Linked DNA regions of Homo sapiens: region 2 is linked to region 1. A link is an interaction called in ENCODE POLR2A ChIA-PET data of the cell type or tissue named here. Cell type or tissue: GM12878. All regions are shown on one strand.

Region 1 (8,000 bases):
CTCTCAGGACAGAGACTCGTTATGAATCACACTGGGACTTCTGGGTGGTGGGCCACAAACCAGGTCTTTCAAAGGACTCCGTCAGAACTTTCTTTGTGCAGGGCCTATTAACTACTTCTTCACTGATGCCAAGAGAGTGAGAAGAGCTTAAAGAGGTATTTCAGGTTCTCTGGGAGCAGAGGAAACATGTTCCACTCTATCCCATGCAGCATATCCTATACTATTATCTCTCTCAGAGCAACTGAAATGGAACAGTGAGAGACAGTAGCATATTTTCATTGCTTTTCTCTACAAATTTTACTTTGCACCAAGCTGGCTTTTACATTGTGATCAGCTGGTGCTTTTTTTTTTTTAATGAAAAAATGTTTTTCACAAACACTACTACAGTATGATGTGAGTTTTACGGGCTGAAGAAGTTTGCTTCCATACATACAACAACCAGATTAGCAATGGGACAGAGATAGCTATAGGGAAAACATGCTTCTGTGATGGAAATCATACAGACTTTTAATAAGAATCCTGCCTTTCATAAAACAACTCATTCTCATGGGCTGCGAGTTCAGATGCACTTGTAAGGCTCTTAGCTGGTAAGAACCCTGAACTTGGTAGATCCAACTTCAGATTTCTTCCACTTCACAGGAAGAAAAAGGAAGCATGGCTTTTCTCTTGGAGTAGTTAGGAAATAAGGATATATCCCACTACCCATTCCCTACAGCTACATAAAAAAGACCTTTTTCTGGTTACTTTTCAGCACCTGGTGAATCCCCCTGCTCCCCCGCCGTGAAGACATAGTTCCCTCAAGTTCCCATTTACCAGTTACCAGTGTTAGATGCATTGTTTTGAGCTGCAGGGCTCTTGCATAGACTAATGAAGAGAAGCATCTTCCTTTGCTCTTTCTCCAAGGCTGGGGTGGGGGTGAGGGGAATGAGGAAAGAGGTAGACATAGAATTCCATGAAATTTAAATCCCCAGTAGGTATGCAAAGGTAGAATCAACTTAGAGCTCTGCGCAGAGGCACCTTTCACAGAGGGTTGCGACAAAGCCCTTCCTTTGAGGCACTCACACCTGTGGCTGGTGGAGTGGCCTGAGGCAGCACTGGGTGAAATCACATGCAGCTGAACCATCATGATGGGCTCCCTACAAGCCAACGGCAGGGGCAAGATTTTAGGAATTTTACAACTTCCTGGGCTTGTGGATCCCCTTGCACTTCCTGATGCCAGCTGCGTCCTGGGATACCCTCTCCATGGTCTCCCAGTCCTAAGTCCAGGGGTTTCTGGAATATTCTGTGACAGTCAGTCTTTTCTTTTGATGAGATGGCAAAGCCGTCTTCCCTTCCCTTTGCCTGCAGGTGCCCTGGCACTGTGGCTAAACTGTGCGTTGAATGTTGTGCCATTGATTATACCGGAGAAACAGGCACTTGCGCTGACAGGTGATTACTGTTTAGTCACAAAGTCAGAGCTCCAAGCCTGAGGACATTTATCTTCAGGACAAGTGAGCTGAGGCAGAGCACCCAAATCCTCACCCTGCAGCTACTTCTGAGGTTATTCTCTTCCCAAAGACATTATTGGATCAAAATAACTTATTAAGCACTCGTTTAAAAAATAAATTTATATTTTATGAACCACAACAGTGCCTATACATATTTGAAAATACTAGTGCATATAGGTACAACCCATTTATTCTCTCTATATGGTGCACAGAATGATTCATGAGCCTCTTGGAATCACTGTGCAGCTCTGAGGGTGGGATAATTCCTATTTTTGCTCCTCCCTGGAACGCCTGGTTCTGGTTCTCTATGGTTTGCCTATTCTTTAGGGAAGGGACTGAGGTAGCAAGCAGTAAGCAAGCTTGGGCCAGTGACCTAAACTATTTAAGGTTAATTGCATTTTCTGTCTCATCATCGATATCCATGGGCAGGAGAGGAGCTTTATTTTAACCCATCATGGATGAGGTTAATCCCAGGCTCTCTGGCATGCAGCATCCTGATGAGAGAAGCCAAGATGCAGAAAGCTCCACTCATTAGGCTCCACTTTATTCAATCCTGCTTACTTGTGAGGCACACAAGCACCTCACAAGCAAGTGCAAACGAAGTAGAGTCTAGCAGAGGGTAAGAGTGATTCCAACTTCCTCCTGGCTACATGCTATGACCTTGGTTCACAATCTGTTAAAGGGTAGCTGGCCTTGGTTTCACGGGCCCTTAGAGAAGGCAGAGGTAAAATGGAGGGATTACAGAAAGTGGGCACCCGTAGCCCAAAGTACAAGAGTCCAGAGGTGGAAGAAAGCCACACTGATACTAGGCACCCTGGAGGAAGGGCAACAGTTGAACGAGTTGTCCTTGGAGGCCTGCCGGGGAAGAAACAGGCACCAGGGATGGGATGGCATCTTAGCCTGCATTCTAGCTTAACTATATATATTTAAATTTCTTGTAGGCCAAAGACTTCCTTGCTTTCCTTCCATGCCTTTTAGTGGTGTGAGGGCATGAGTGGCATGCCGATGTCTGCCAGGTTCCAGAGCAGATGCTGTGTAAAAGCACTTTAATGTTACAGAGGAACAGCCACAGTAGGTCATCTTCTCAGGGCCATGGCATTAGTGAGCTGAGCAGAAAAGTGTGAATTAATTTCTGGGGTGCAGTCCCTGCCTCTATGGTCACATGCTACACCCAGCCCAGCTTTCTGAGGCAGAGGGAGGGTGTGGGGCACAAGTGCTAACAGCAGAACCTCAGATTCCCTAACTTCAGCACCTTCTTTACACTTTCTTTGAAGGGAGGGAACCCCTGCTGAGCTCTTGGCCCAGGAGCTCACTTTTCCTGCTTAGTCGTAAACCAATGAAATCTGTCCAGGAACTGCTGAGGCTGCAGCTAGAAGAGCAGCCAGCTCACTCTGGGAGAAGATTAAGAAAGCTCATTCCAGGGGGAAATGCAGAGACGTCCATCTGCAAGCAATACTCTCTTGAGTAGCAGGTCACCACAAATGTGGCAGGGCCATAGCTCACCCCTACCCAGGTACTCCCTTCTGTTTCCTACTCTCAGAACTCAGCCATCAGGCTGGGAAGAACAGGGCCCAAGCAGGCTCTGGTATCTAGACTACAATGCCAGGAGGCTGCTGTGGGGCCACGTAACCATGTGGCTCCTGGAGGAGTGGTGAGGCCCCAAAGTGGAGGGAAATCAGAGCTCAGAAGGAGAAAGGATCAGTGCTTCTTAGCCACTGTTCTCACCAAATCCTTAAATACAGCAACTTCTTTGCCCCAACAACTCCCTTCTACATGCAAATTGAGAGCTGGGGTGATTTTCATGAAGCCACACAGATATCTCTAGGTTCAGATGCCAGGTGCAGTGCTGCAGGGAGCCCTGTTGGCAGTCCTCACTTGGGTCAGAGAACTGGCTTTGCTCATCGCCACATGGTGTGACACGCAGGATGTGCACGTGGGGTGGGGAAATCACATTCAGTCTGGAACATGGAGGTCACCGTGCGCAAGGAAATGTCATGGGAGGGAGGACTAAGTGTTCTGTCAGCACAGATGGCCCAAAGCAGACTCAACAAGGGCAATTAAGACCCTCTGAGCAGAACTTCAAACCTGCTGTTGTACAGCTTGTAAGAGCAAGGCTAACAAGAGGGCCAGTCTTATTGAGATATCAGTGGTGATGCTTCAAGAGACAAGGTGTCTCATTTCTATATGAAATCTTTGTACCCTGTGAAGTGTCTGGAAAGAAAAAGAAAAACAGAGCCAGGTCTGAAGAAAAGCAGACAACTCGTTCATCTTTCTTATCTTTGGAGAAGCCACTTTTACAAGTAAGGTGACTCTTAAAAGCATCACTGCATCTTGCTATTGATTGAATAAATTTTAGTTGTATTTTTCCAACCAGTGCTGAATATCTCAGTGGACTAGTCATGTCACAGCTGCAGAACTACTGGAAACTCAGCCAGGCTTGTTAGGAAAAAACTCATTGCTTTGTATTTGTGAAGCTCATATTCTCTTTCTCTATTCTCTGTCTCTCTCTCTCTCTTCTCTTTCTCTCTCACACTTATACCCCCCGATCCCCACTCCCAACACACACACACATTCTCTAATACAGCTGCACTTCTCATACAACGCTGCTTCAAATAACTTGTAAAGAAAATCTAGAATTTGGGGAAAGATCGACTTCCCCTTGCTCCAACCCTAAGGACAGTTTGACAACTCATTTTATTGCTGCTTTTTTCTTTTTTTTTTTGCAAAAGACAAATGCATGTTTGGCAAAATCTGGGAATTTCTGGGGTTTTAGGGAGTATCCTGGATGGCCAGGGTCAGGAGAAATATGATAAACTCACTGGTCCTCATAACTCTTTGATTATTTCCCTCCTCTTCACAAAAAAATTGTTTACTGGCCAGTGCCAACATATGTGATGGATCCTGAGGTAGACACATTTCATTAGCAAACAGGTCAGGATCTTTGAGTCCTGAGTGCAGTCTGGGTGCAGTTTCCTTTTCAACTCTCCTATCAGGTTACTTATGTTCCTTAGAAGTTGAGGCACAGGGAGCAGAAAGGGGAGGAGCTCTGGGAAGGCAAAGGCTTTGAGAACGAGCACTAAGTAGACTTAGAGTCAAGGCCCTGGTCTGCCACTTCTCAGCTTGTGATCTCAGACCCATCCCTTAATGTACTCAAGCTTCAGCTTCCTTATCTCTAAAACAGAGTTAATCTTACATCTAAGGATGACTGTGGGGCTAAAATCAAGACACAAAATATACATAAAAACCCTGTGAGTTTTCGTGCCAACTTCCTCAGCCTCTTGAGACCTCTTCTTCCTCCAGGATGGATGGACTTGAATGCACAAGGCCTCAGCAATGAGTCAATGCACTCAAGGAACAGAAGCCTGTCCTCCCTGGACAAGAATGCATGAATGGATCTTGGCTACATGTCCACCTTGTAGTGTCCCCAAGATCTGGGAGTGGCTACCATTTTGGAAATATGCCCAAAGTGGCTCTTAAAGTACAAATCTGCGTCTTCTTCTTACCCAAGGCTATTTTTTTCCTGATCAGAAGAGTAGAAAATTTCAAATATATGTAATCAAACCAAATCCCCTCAGAAGCCTGGCAGCCTCTAATCAGTGCCACAGAGACAAAGGCAGAGCTTCTGTGACAGGCTCCTGACATGCTCCCTAGAAAGGAGGAGCTGAATAAGGGGAATAAGATATGACACAATTCCAATAGACACTATACCTTTTAATGCCTTGGCTTTAATTAGAATAAAAAGAAAAAAAGCATTTGGCAAAATATATTTCAAGAAATTAACTCAGCGTCCTGATCTCTCTCAAAAAACAGAACAGGTTCCCTCTGTAGTTAAACCTATGGGAGCTACCTGTAGCATTAGACTCTTCCCCCTGGGATTCCCCAGGGCACTGCACAACAGGATATTGACAGATAAATGAGAGAGGGATGGGCAAGTAGGGCCCACAGCTCTCTGACTGAAGCCCCAACTTCCCCAGAGCATGCCCAGTCACACACAGCTGCTGGCATCCTATCCCAGGACCAGACAAGTCATTTTCACTGCTTCTCCTGAGAAGGACAGCCAGGGCCTCCCTTGAAAGCCCCTTGTCACAGCAAACAGAACTCTGAAGAAGAGTTCCATGGTCTGCCTTGATCTGTGGTCCCACTAGAGGAACAAAAGCCACGTTTATGCCTCCCTTCCCAGCACTGAGTAGAAACAACCTCACTGGAACAACAATAGTGAGAGTCCCAGGAGAGGAGTGAGACAGCTGGGGCCCAGAGCCAGACAGATGGGTGGAGAGACAGTTTCCTGTACAAATACCGAGGCCTAGGAAAGCAGCAGGACAAACCCCGAATCTTCCAATAGTGGTTGTCCCACTGGTGGAGGAGAAGAGGAGAAGGAGGCAAGATAGGAGGCAGACAGCTAGCTCACTCAGAAGGCTGACTTTCCTTAATAAACAGCAAATTAGGAAGCATACCATACTCCGGACCATTGGTTCTCACACCTGAGTCCACCTCAGAATCACCTGGAGGGCTTGTTAAAATACAGATTGCTGGGCCCCGCCCCTAAAGTTTCTAGTTCATAGGTCTGCTGTGGGGCCTGGGAATTGGCATTTCTAACAAGTTCCCAGGTGATGCTGCTGTTGCTGGTCTGGGGATTACTGGCATCTGATGGTCTTGTAGCTCTTGAAGCCAAGATTACAGGGATAAGGGAAAGAGAAGCAGATATTTGACCTCTGTCACAATCCAACTCTGTTAGCACAAACCCCACTTTCATTAACCTTCCACGTTTTCATATAACAAGAGTACCAACTTCAGAGCATTAGACTGTGAGTTAAATATTACAGAGAAACACTGCTTCTTCCTACCAGGTTTTTAAATTCTGCCTTTCATGACAGTGGGCAGCTACCCAACTCTGGCTTGCAAGTTCGAGTCCCCAATTACCATTTATTTTCAATGGCTAACTAGCTCAAAACTCACTGCACTTTTGCTATGAACTAGATCATCAGAAAATAAAGCCAGCAGTTATCATCAAACTCAATCCGGGGAAAGAACTCCCCTTCTCACCCCAGATCTGCTGTCAGTGACAGGGAGTCTGTTCCAGAACATGTCCTATCCTGGCCTTTGGGCTCTCTTGTCTAGGAGGCGGGGCTGGAAGGTGCCCCAGTACCTCATCCTGCTGTCTCCTCCCTACATCTACGCTCCTTGAGGCTCCTTAGTCAGAATTCTGTCTTGGCTGTCAAGACCAGCCTTCTCCTTTCTCTCCTTTTCCTGAGAGAGGATCCAGCTGCCCCTCCATGGAGGGTTGGGGTGGGTATAGGAAATATGCTCTGAGCATGTAGTTCCATGCCAAGGAGGCAAGTCCTCCATGTTCAACTTTGGCAGGGAGTTTGGGGCAGGAGGGAAGCGATGGGAGTAAGAAAAGGCACATTCTGACTGTGATCTCTTGGGCAGGTCATTTTCCCTTTCTGTGCCTCAGTTTCTCTATCTGCAAATAATCTCATGTCCTCTTATGTGCTCAAAATCCTCTGATTCTGTTATTAGTCAATCAAAGTAATAACATCCCAGGTCCATCTTCTAAACAAGGATTTAAAACAGTTTTTTTTTCTTTAAAAAGGATAATCGGGTAGCTTTAACAGGTAGATGTTTATTGCTAGTGTAATTAATCTAAAAAACTCAGGGCCATTGCTCAAAGTAAATGGAAAGAGTAACTAAACAGAATCCATTCAATTTTAGAAACTGCCTCTAGCAGGCCTGACACAGTGAACACCATTATGTGAAACTATTATCCTGCTAGAGTCTGGTCATTTTACATTCCACTGTGAGCGATGGAAAAGTCCCATTAGATCATCTAATGCCCGCCTCCAGCCTCATAAAATGAGGATCGTTGCAAGATCTTCTCAGAGTGGATCCTCAGGCTAATACCAGCCTCTGTCCTTCCCAGGCCCACTATTTCCTAAACTATAACCCAGGCAGCAGCGGGACTGCTGGATTTCTATATGCGAGGGCTTTAGGCGTGACAGTCTGGCTGGGGTGAGGGTGGGGAATAAAGATTTATTTGTATGATCTTGTGTATAAGATTGAGAACTCTTCAACTGTCCAGATAAAGAAGGGATAGGAACTGACAGAGATGGAAAGGGGCTGATAAAGTGTCCCTTGCAACCTCATCTCACTTAACCAGAGGCAGAGCCTCTGAAACGTGGCTGAGGCAGAAGCTGCGGATGTGCTTTCAGACAAGTACCATTGGGTCCCTCAACTTGTTAGTTTCCTGAAGGTTCTCCCACATGTGGTATTTCAGTGGCTGAGCAGCAACAGATGTCTTTTGGTCTATAAATAATTCTTGGGGCCAGGCGTGGTGGCTCCCGCCTGTAATCCCAGCCCTTTCGGGGGACAAGGAGAGCAGATTATCTGAGGTCAGGAGTTTGAGACTAGCCTGGCCAAAATGGTGAAACCCCATCTCTACTAAAAATACAAAAACAAATTAGCCGGGTGTGGTGGCGGGTGCTTGTAATCCCAGCTACTTGGGAGGCTGAGGCA
Region 2 (8,000 bases), 380 kb after region 1:
GTCACCCAGGCTAAACTGCAGTGGCATGATCATGGCTCACTGCAGCCTTGACCTTCTGGACTCAAGCAATCCTCCTGCCTCAGCATCTGGAGCAGCTAGGACTACAAACTTGTGCCATCACACCTGGCTAATTTTTTTTTTTTTTTTTTTTTTGAGACAGAGTCTCGCCCTGTCACCAGGCTGGAGTGCAGTGGTGTGATCTCAGCTCAACGCAACTTCCACCTCCCAGGTTCAAGCAATTCTCGTGCCTTAGCCTCCTGAGTAGCTGGGATTACAGACATGCACCACCAGGCCTGGCTGATTTTTGTATTTCAGTAGAGACAGGGTTTTGTTGGCCAAGTAGGTCTCAAACTCCTGACCTTAAGTGATCCGCCTGACTCGGCCTTCCAAAGTGCTAGGATTACAGGTGTGAACCACGGTGCCTGGCCACACCTGGCTAATTTTAAAATTTTGTAGAGATGTGGTCTTGCTATGTTCCCCAGGGCTGGTCTTGAACTCCTGGCCTCAAGTAATCCTCCCACCTCAACCTCCCAAAGTCCTGGGATTACAGGCATAAACCACCATGCCTGGCCTATTCAAGTTTTATCATGAGATTGCAGTAATTCAGTCACGTCTTCAGGCTCCACTTCTTTTTTTTTTTTTTTTTTTTTTTTTTTTTGAGACAGAGTTTCACTCTTGTGTCAAGGCTGGAGTGCAATGGCATGATCTCGGCTCACTGCAGCCTCCGCCTCACAGGTTCAAGCAATTCTCTTGTCTCAGCCTCCTGAGTAGCTGGGATTACAGGCGCCCACCACCACACCTGGCTAATTTTTGTACTTTTAGTAGAGACAGGGTTTCACCAGGTTGGCCAGGCTGGTCTCAAACTCCTGACCTCAAGTGATCTGCCCTCCTCAGCCTCCCAAAGTGCTGGGACTACAGGCATAAGCCATCGCTCCCAGCCCTCCAGGCTCTACTTCTATTTCTAGTTCTCTCTCTTTCTCTCTTACTCAGTCACTTAGGCTGAATGCAGTGGTGCAATCACAGCTCACTGTAGCCTCAACCTCCTGGGGTCAAGCAATTCTCCCACCTCAGCCTCCTGAGTAGCTGGGCCACAGGCCTGAGCCATCACTCCTGGCTAATTTTTAAAAAATGGTTTGTAGACCAGGGTCTTGCTATGTTGCCCAGGCTGGTTTCAAACTCCCATACTCAAGTGATCCTCCTGCCCTGGCTTCCCAAAGTACTGGGATTACAGGCATAAGCCACCGTGCCTAGCCTAATTCTAGGTCTCTTGCTATTTGTACCACATCTGCAGTTACTTCCTCCACTGAAGTCTTGAATCCCCTCAAAATCATTCATGAGAGTTGGAATCAACTTATTCCAAACTCATGTTCCTGTTAATATTTTAGCCTTCTTCTATGAATCACAAATGTTCTTTTTTTTGAGGCACAGTCTCTGTTGCCCAGGCTGGAGTACAGTGGCACAATTCATGGCTCACTGCAGCCTTGACCTCCCTGGACTCAGGTGATCCTCCTATCTCAGCCTTCCGAGTAGCTGGGACTACAGGCACATGCCACCATACCTGGCTAATTTTGTATTTTTTGTAGAGGTGGAGTTTTGCCATGTTATCCAGGCTGGTCTCAAAATCCTAGGCCCAAGCAATTTGCCTGCCTTGGCCTCCCAAAGTGATGGAATTAATGGCCACTGTGCCCAGCCACAAATTATTATAATTTTTTTTTTGAGACAGAGTCTTGATCTGTCACTTAGGCTGGAGTGCAGTGGTGCGATCTCGGCTCACTACAACCTCTACCCCCTGAGCTCAAGTGATCCTCCCACTTCAGCCTCCGAGTAGCTGGGACCACAGGTATGGGCCTCTACACCTGGCTAATTTTTCTATTTTTAGTAGAGACAGGGTCTCCCCATGTTGCCCAGGCCCGTCTTGAACTCCTGAGCCCAAGTGTCCACCCGCCTCTGTCTCTCAAAGTGCTGAGATTATAGACGTGAGCCACTGCACCCAGCCTCTACAAATGTTCTTAATGGCATCTAGATTGGTGAATTCTTTCTAGAAGACTTTCAATTTATTTTGCCCAGATCCATCAGAGGAATTACATCATGGTAGGTATAGCCTTATGAAAGGTATTTGTTAAATAATAAGATTTGAAAGTAGAAATTACTCCTTGCTCCATGGGTTGCTGTTAGCAGACATGAAAAGATTAATGTCCTTGTAAATCTTCATCAGAGATCTTGGGTGACCAGGGACATTGTCAGTGAGCACTAGTATTTTGAAAGGAATCTTTTTTTTAAGTAGTATATCTCAACAGTGAACTGAAAATATTCAGTAAACCATGCTGTAAACAGATGTGCTATCATACAGGCTTTGTTGTTCCATTTATAGAGCGCAGATAAAACAGATTTAGCACAATTCTTAAAAGCTAGGATTTTAGGAATGGTAAGTGAGCGTTGGCTTCCACTTAAAGTCACCAGCTGTCCCTAACAGGAGAATCAGCCTGTCCTTTGAAGCTTTGAAACCAGATATTGACTTCTCTGCAGCTATGAAAGTTCTAGATGGCATCTTCTTCCAATAGAAGGCTGTTTCATTTACATGGAAAATGTGTTGTTTAGTGTAGCCACCTTCAGTGATCTTAGCTAGATTTTCTGGATAACTTGCTGCAGCTTTTTCATCAGCACTTGCCACTTCCCCTTGCACCTTTATGTTATGGAGATTGCTTTTTTTTTTTAAACTTCATGAACCAACCTCTGCTGGCTTCCGACTTTTCTTGTACAGCTTCTTTACCCTTCACCCTTCATAGAATTGAAGAGAGTTAAGTCCTTGCTCTGGATTAGGCTTTGGTTTAAGGGAATATTGTGGTTAGTTTGACCTATCTGGACCATGGAAACTTTCTCCATATCAGCAACAGTAAGGCTGTTTTGCCTTCTCGTTATTCATGTGTTCACTAAAGTAACACTTTGAATTTCCTTAAAGAATTTTTCCTTTGCATTCACAATTTGGCTGTTTGGCACAAGAGGCCTAGCTTTTGGCCTGTCTATGTTCTTGACGTGCCCTTTTCACTAAGCTTAATTATGTTTAGCTTTTGATTTAAAGTGAGAGACATACAACTCTTTTACTTGAACACTTAGAGGTCATTGTAGTATCGTTTTGTCTCAGGAAATAGGGAAGCCTGAGGAGAGGAAGAGAGATGGGGGAATGGTTATTCCATGGTAACTCCCGTTATCGTCTCCCCAACCCTTGGCAACCTCTATTCTACTTTCTGTTTCTATAAAGTTGTTTATTCTATTTACACACACAACATTTATTGATTAAACTCACTGTCCTCTATGAGTGCAGTTTGTGGTGCCCCCAATTATAATAATATTGAAGGTCACAGATCACAGATCACCATGACAGATGTAATAAAGAAAATTTTGAAATATTTTGAGAATTATCAAAATGTGACATAGGGACATGAAGTGAGCACATGTTATTGGAAAAATTGTGCCAATACATTTGCTCGATGCAGGGTTATAAGAAACGCATAAAGCAAGGTACAATAAGACAAGGTATGCCTGTATCCAAGTTATACTGCTTATCATCAGGGACTTGTCTCATAAGCTGGAAACTAACATGATACTAATTCTTTTTTTTTTTTTTTTTTGAGACAGAGTCTGGCTCTGTGGCCCAGGCTGAAGTGCAGTGGTACGATCTCCGCTCACTGTAAGCTCTGCCTCCCAGGTTCACGCCATTCTCCTGCCTCAGCCTCCCGAATAGCTGGGACTACAGGAGCCTACCACCACGCCTGGCTAATTTTCTGTATTTTTAGTAGAGATGGGGTTTCACAGTGTTAGCCAGGATGGTCTCTATCTCCTGACCTCGTGATCCGCCCACCTTGGCCTCCCAAAGTACTGGGATTACAGGCGTGAGCCACCGTGTTCAGCCCACATGATACTAATTCTCAATGGGCAGAATGAAATAAAACCATTTATTGATATAGTGCTTTATGATTGTTCAAAGTTTATTATATGCATAAGTCATTTATTTGGGAAAGTTGAATACCATGTGGTATGTGATAGGGATAGAAAGATAGTAAGATTCCCGTTCTTTGAAGAAGTGAGGGAGGCACACATAGAAAAATAATCCATAATGCATGATTAAATGCTATAGTAAAGCTGCTTACAAAGGGGTTTGAGAATACAGAGGAATAACTGATTAACTTCCTCAGGAAGTCAAGAGCGAAATAATTCACTGAAAAGGTGATCTTTAGTAATTTAACAAAATGAGAAAGGGATAAGGACAGGAGGAACATAAATGAGGCCAGGAAAGCTGGAAAGTATGTTGTACCTTCACAGAAGGTCAAGCAGTAGAATAGGAGAGTGTAATATAAGGTACATGGTATTGAGAAGTAGGGGAAATTATGTCTGAGTTAAAGCTATTTGGGGCCAGAATAATGATGATTATTGTTATTACTATTTTATTGTGGTAAAACATCTATAACAAAATTTACTATTTTTACCATTTTAAGTGTATAATTTAGTGGCATTAAGTACATTCACAATGTTGTGTAACCATGATTACTACCATCTATTTCTAGAACTTTTTCACGATCCCAAACCAAACAAAACCTCTACCCATTAAGCAGTAATTCCCATTGCCCTTCCCTCCAGCCTGTGGTAACCTCTATTCTAGTTTCTGTGTCTATGAATTTGTCTATTCTAGATACCTCATATAGGAGGATTATACAATATTTGTCCTTTTTTATCTGGCTTATTTCACCTAGCATAATGTTTTCAAGATTCATTTATGTTGTAGCATGTATCAGAACTTCATTCCTCTTTATGGCTGATAATATTTTATTATGTGTATATACCATGTTTTGCTTTTCATTCATCTGTTGATGAACACTTGAGTTCTTCCCCTCTTTCAGTTATTGTGAGTAATGCCTCTATAAACGGTGGTGTACAAGTATCTGTTTGAGTCCCTGGTTTCACTTCTTTTATGTCTAGCAGTGGAAATGCTGGGCCATATTCTATATTTAACTTTTTTTTTTAGAGACAAGGTCTCTTTCTGTCACCTAGGCTGGGTACAGTGGCATGACTGTGGCTCACTGCAGCTTTGACCCACCTCAAGCGATTCTCCCACCTCAGACTCCTGAATAGCCGGGACTGCAGGTGTGTGCACCAAAAGCACAGGCAACAAAACTAAAAATTGACAAATGGGATTACATCAAATTGAAAAGCTCCTGTACAGCAAAAGAAAACTATCAACAGAGTCAAAAGGTACCTACAGAGTAGGAGAAGATATTTGGAAATCATATATCTGATAAGGGTTAATATCCAAAATATATAAGGAACTTATACAATGTAATAACAATGAACAACCTGTTTTAAAAATGGGCAAAGGACTGGAATAGACATTTCTTGAAAGAAGACATACAAGTGGCCAACAGGTACAGTCATATGGAAAAATGTTCAACATTATTAATCATCAGGGAAATGCAAATCAAAACTACAGTGAGATACTATCTCACACCTGCTAGAATGATTATTGTCAGAAAGGTGAAAGATAACAAATGTTGGTGAGGATGTGGAGAAAGGGGAACCCTTGAACATTGTTGGTGGGAATGTAAATAGCCATATGGAAAACAGTATGTAGTTTCCTCAGAAGTTAAAAATAGAACTATATTATGATCTGGCAATCCCACTTCTGAGCATATATTTAAAGGAAGGCTACCAGGGACTAGGGGAAGGGGCAAATGGGATGTTGGTCAAGGGGTACATAGTTTCAGTTATGCAAGATGAGTAAGTTCTGGAGATCAATGTATATAAGCATATCAAATCATCAAATTGTGTACCTTAAATATATACAATCTTTAATTGTCAAATATCCCTTAATAAAAAAGTAATTGAGAAAAAAGTAAATAAAATAAAAAAATTCTATGAGATTCCCAATTTATTGTTTTAGCTAAAAAGGCTAAAAGCTAAAGACTTTTTTTTCTTTTGTGTTGTTTTTAAGCCAGTCAAATTTAGCAGTGGGACTTTGTAGAAATAGTAAAGAAGACATTCTACTCCTTTACATAGTAATAGCTAATGTTTATTAAGCCCTTACCATGTGCCAGCCAGTGTTGTTAACACTTTATCTCTGGCATAAACTTTTTGACAATGCTATGAGTCAGATAATATTTTCTCATTTTATAGATAAAAGAACTGAAACAGAGAAGGTAAACAGTATGTCCAAGGAAATAGAGCTAACAAGTAGTGAATTCAGAATTCAGACTCAGGCAATCTAATTTTAGAGGCCCCACCCCCTCACCAGCTTTTGGTTTTTTTTTTGATACGGAGTTTCACTCTGTTGCCCAGGCTGGAGTGCAGTGGCATGATCTTGGCTCACTGCAACCTCCGCCTCCTGGGTTCAAGTGATTCTCATGCCTCAGCCTCCTGAGTAGCTGGAACTACAGGCAAATGCCACCATGCCTGGCTAATTTTTGTATTTTTTGTAGAGACTGGGTTTTGCAATGTTGGCCAAGCTGGTCTGAAACTCCTGACCTCAAGCGATCTGCTTGCCGTGGCCTCCCAAAGTACTGGGATTACGGGCGTGAGCTGCTGCACCCAGCCAGAGCCCCTTCTTTTAAGCACTATGCTATTGGGTTTCTGCATAGTCACAGTCTTAATTTACTTTGTGCAGCATTAATTACATGATGCAAGTTTAAGAATTATCCAGAGAAGAGCAATTAAAATCACCAAGGGATGAAAGGGTACTCACAAGAGAACCAACTAAAAAGACTTGGAAAGGCTGGGAGGCCAAGGCGGGAATCTCTCTGAGATTAGGAGTTCGAGACCAGCTTGGGCAACATAGTGAGAGTCTCTCTTTCTCTCTCTCTCTCTCTATATATATATATATGTATATATATATATATATATACACACACACACCCACACACACACACACACACACACATACATATTCAGATAGCCAGGTGTGGTGATGCACACCTATAATCCCAGCTACCTGAGAGATTGAGGTAGGATCCCAGGAGTTGGGATCAAACTCCTTTGATCCCAGGAATTTGAGGCTGCAGTGAGCTATGATTGTGCCACTGTACTCCAGCCTGGATGACAGTACAAGACCCTGTCTCAATCAATCAATCAGTCAATTAAAAAATACATAGGCCAGGCACAGTGGCTCACGCCTGTAATCCCAGCCCTTTGGGAGGCCAAGGCGGGCGGATCACGAGGTCAGGAATTTGAGACCAGCCTGACCAACGTGGTGAAACCCCATATCTACTAAAAATACAAAAATTAGCTGGGCATGGTGGCACACACCTGTAATCCCACTTATTCGGGAGGCTGAGGCAGGAGAATCGCTTGAACCCGGGAGGCGGAGGTTGCAGTGAGCCGAGATTGTGCCACTTCACTCCAGCCTGGGCGACAGAGTGAGACTTCATTTCAAACAACAACAACAACAAAACGAACAAGCAAAAAACAAACATACATACATACCTGGAAAAGTTCTTAAAAGAACATATGACTAAAGAATATGGATATAAACTTTCCATACCAAATCCTGCAAGGTAGTTTTATACTTATACATGTTCTACTTATAAATGACCCATTCTTATAGATTATGCCACTGCCTTGATGCTACATGTGGTATTTCTTACCTTAACTGAAAAAGAGAAAACTATTTTAGAGCTTAGTGGGGAAAGTTTCTTAACAGGTTTTACTTCCCTAAATGGTTCCCCTCCCTAAGAGGAAAAACATTTTTCCCCAAAAATGTTGGGGAAATGCCTCCAATTAAAGAGGCATTCCAGGCACCATAACTTTAATGTGAATTAATGGCATAGTGCCTGTATTTTTCAAATGAAATTCAGGACATGATGTCTGAAAAAGATTGCTTTTCTTTTTTTTTTTATTATTGTGGTAAGTGTGTATGTGGTAAAAAACACATACCTTCAAAGGAGTGGGGAGAGACAGTCCTTCGAAGGGCCTGGGATGAGAACTAGAAATATTTGCCAATGTTAATGAACTATCAA

Evidence for each region. Peaks named below come from ENCODE experiments on the same cell type or tissue, not always from the same donor. Only the 100,000 strongest peaks of a DNase experiment are listed, where the experiment ranks them.
Region 2: POLR2A ChIA-PET joins it to region 1 with 14 read pairs; 2 of 35 experiments call an interaction of 5 or more read pairs at or near these places.

Annotation. Positions count from the first base shown.
Region 1 is chr15:43,927,391-43,935,390 of GRCh38, forward strand. All of the region lies in intron 1 of FRMD5 (FERM domain containing 5), which reads right to left. Among named protein-coding and RNA genes, the nearest start is that of WDR76, 100 kb to the left of the region's middle. RefSeq lists enhancers at 525-1,176, 1,177-1,826. In GM12878, no CTCF peak of the experiment used is centred here; no DNase peak of the experiment used is centred here.
Region 2 is chr15:44,303,602-44,311,601 of GRCh38, forward strand. The region is part of intron 1 of GOLM2 (golgi membrane protein 2); the gene reads left to right. Among named protein-coding and RNA genes, the nearest start is that of GOLM2, 19 kb to the left of the region's middle. In GM12878, no CTCF peak of the experiment used is centred here; DNase peaks (open chromatin) are centred at 4,980, 5,511 and 6,183; H3K4me3 peaks cover 2,349 bases; H3K27ac peaks cover 3,026 bases.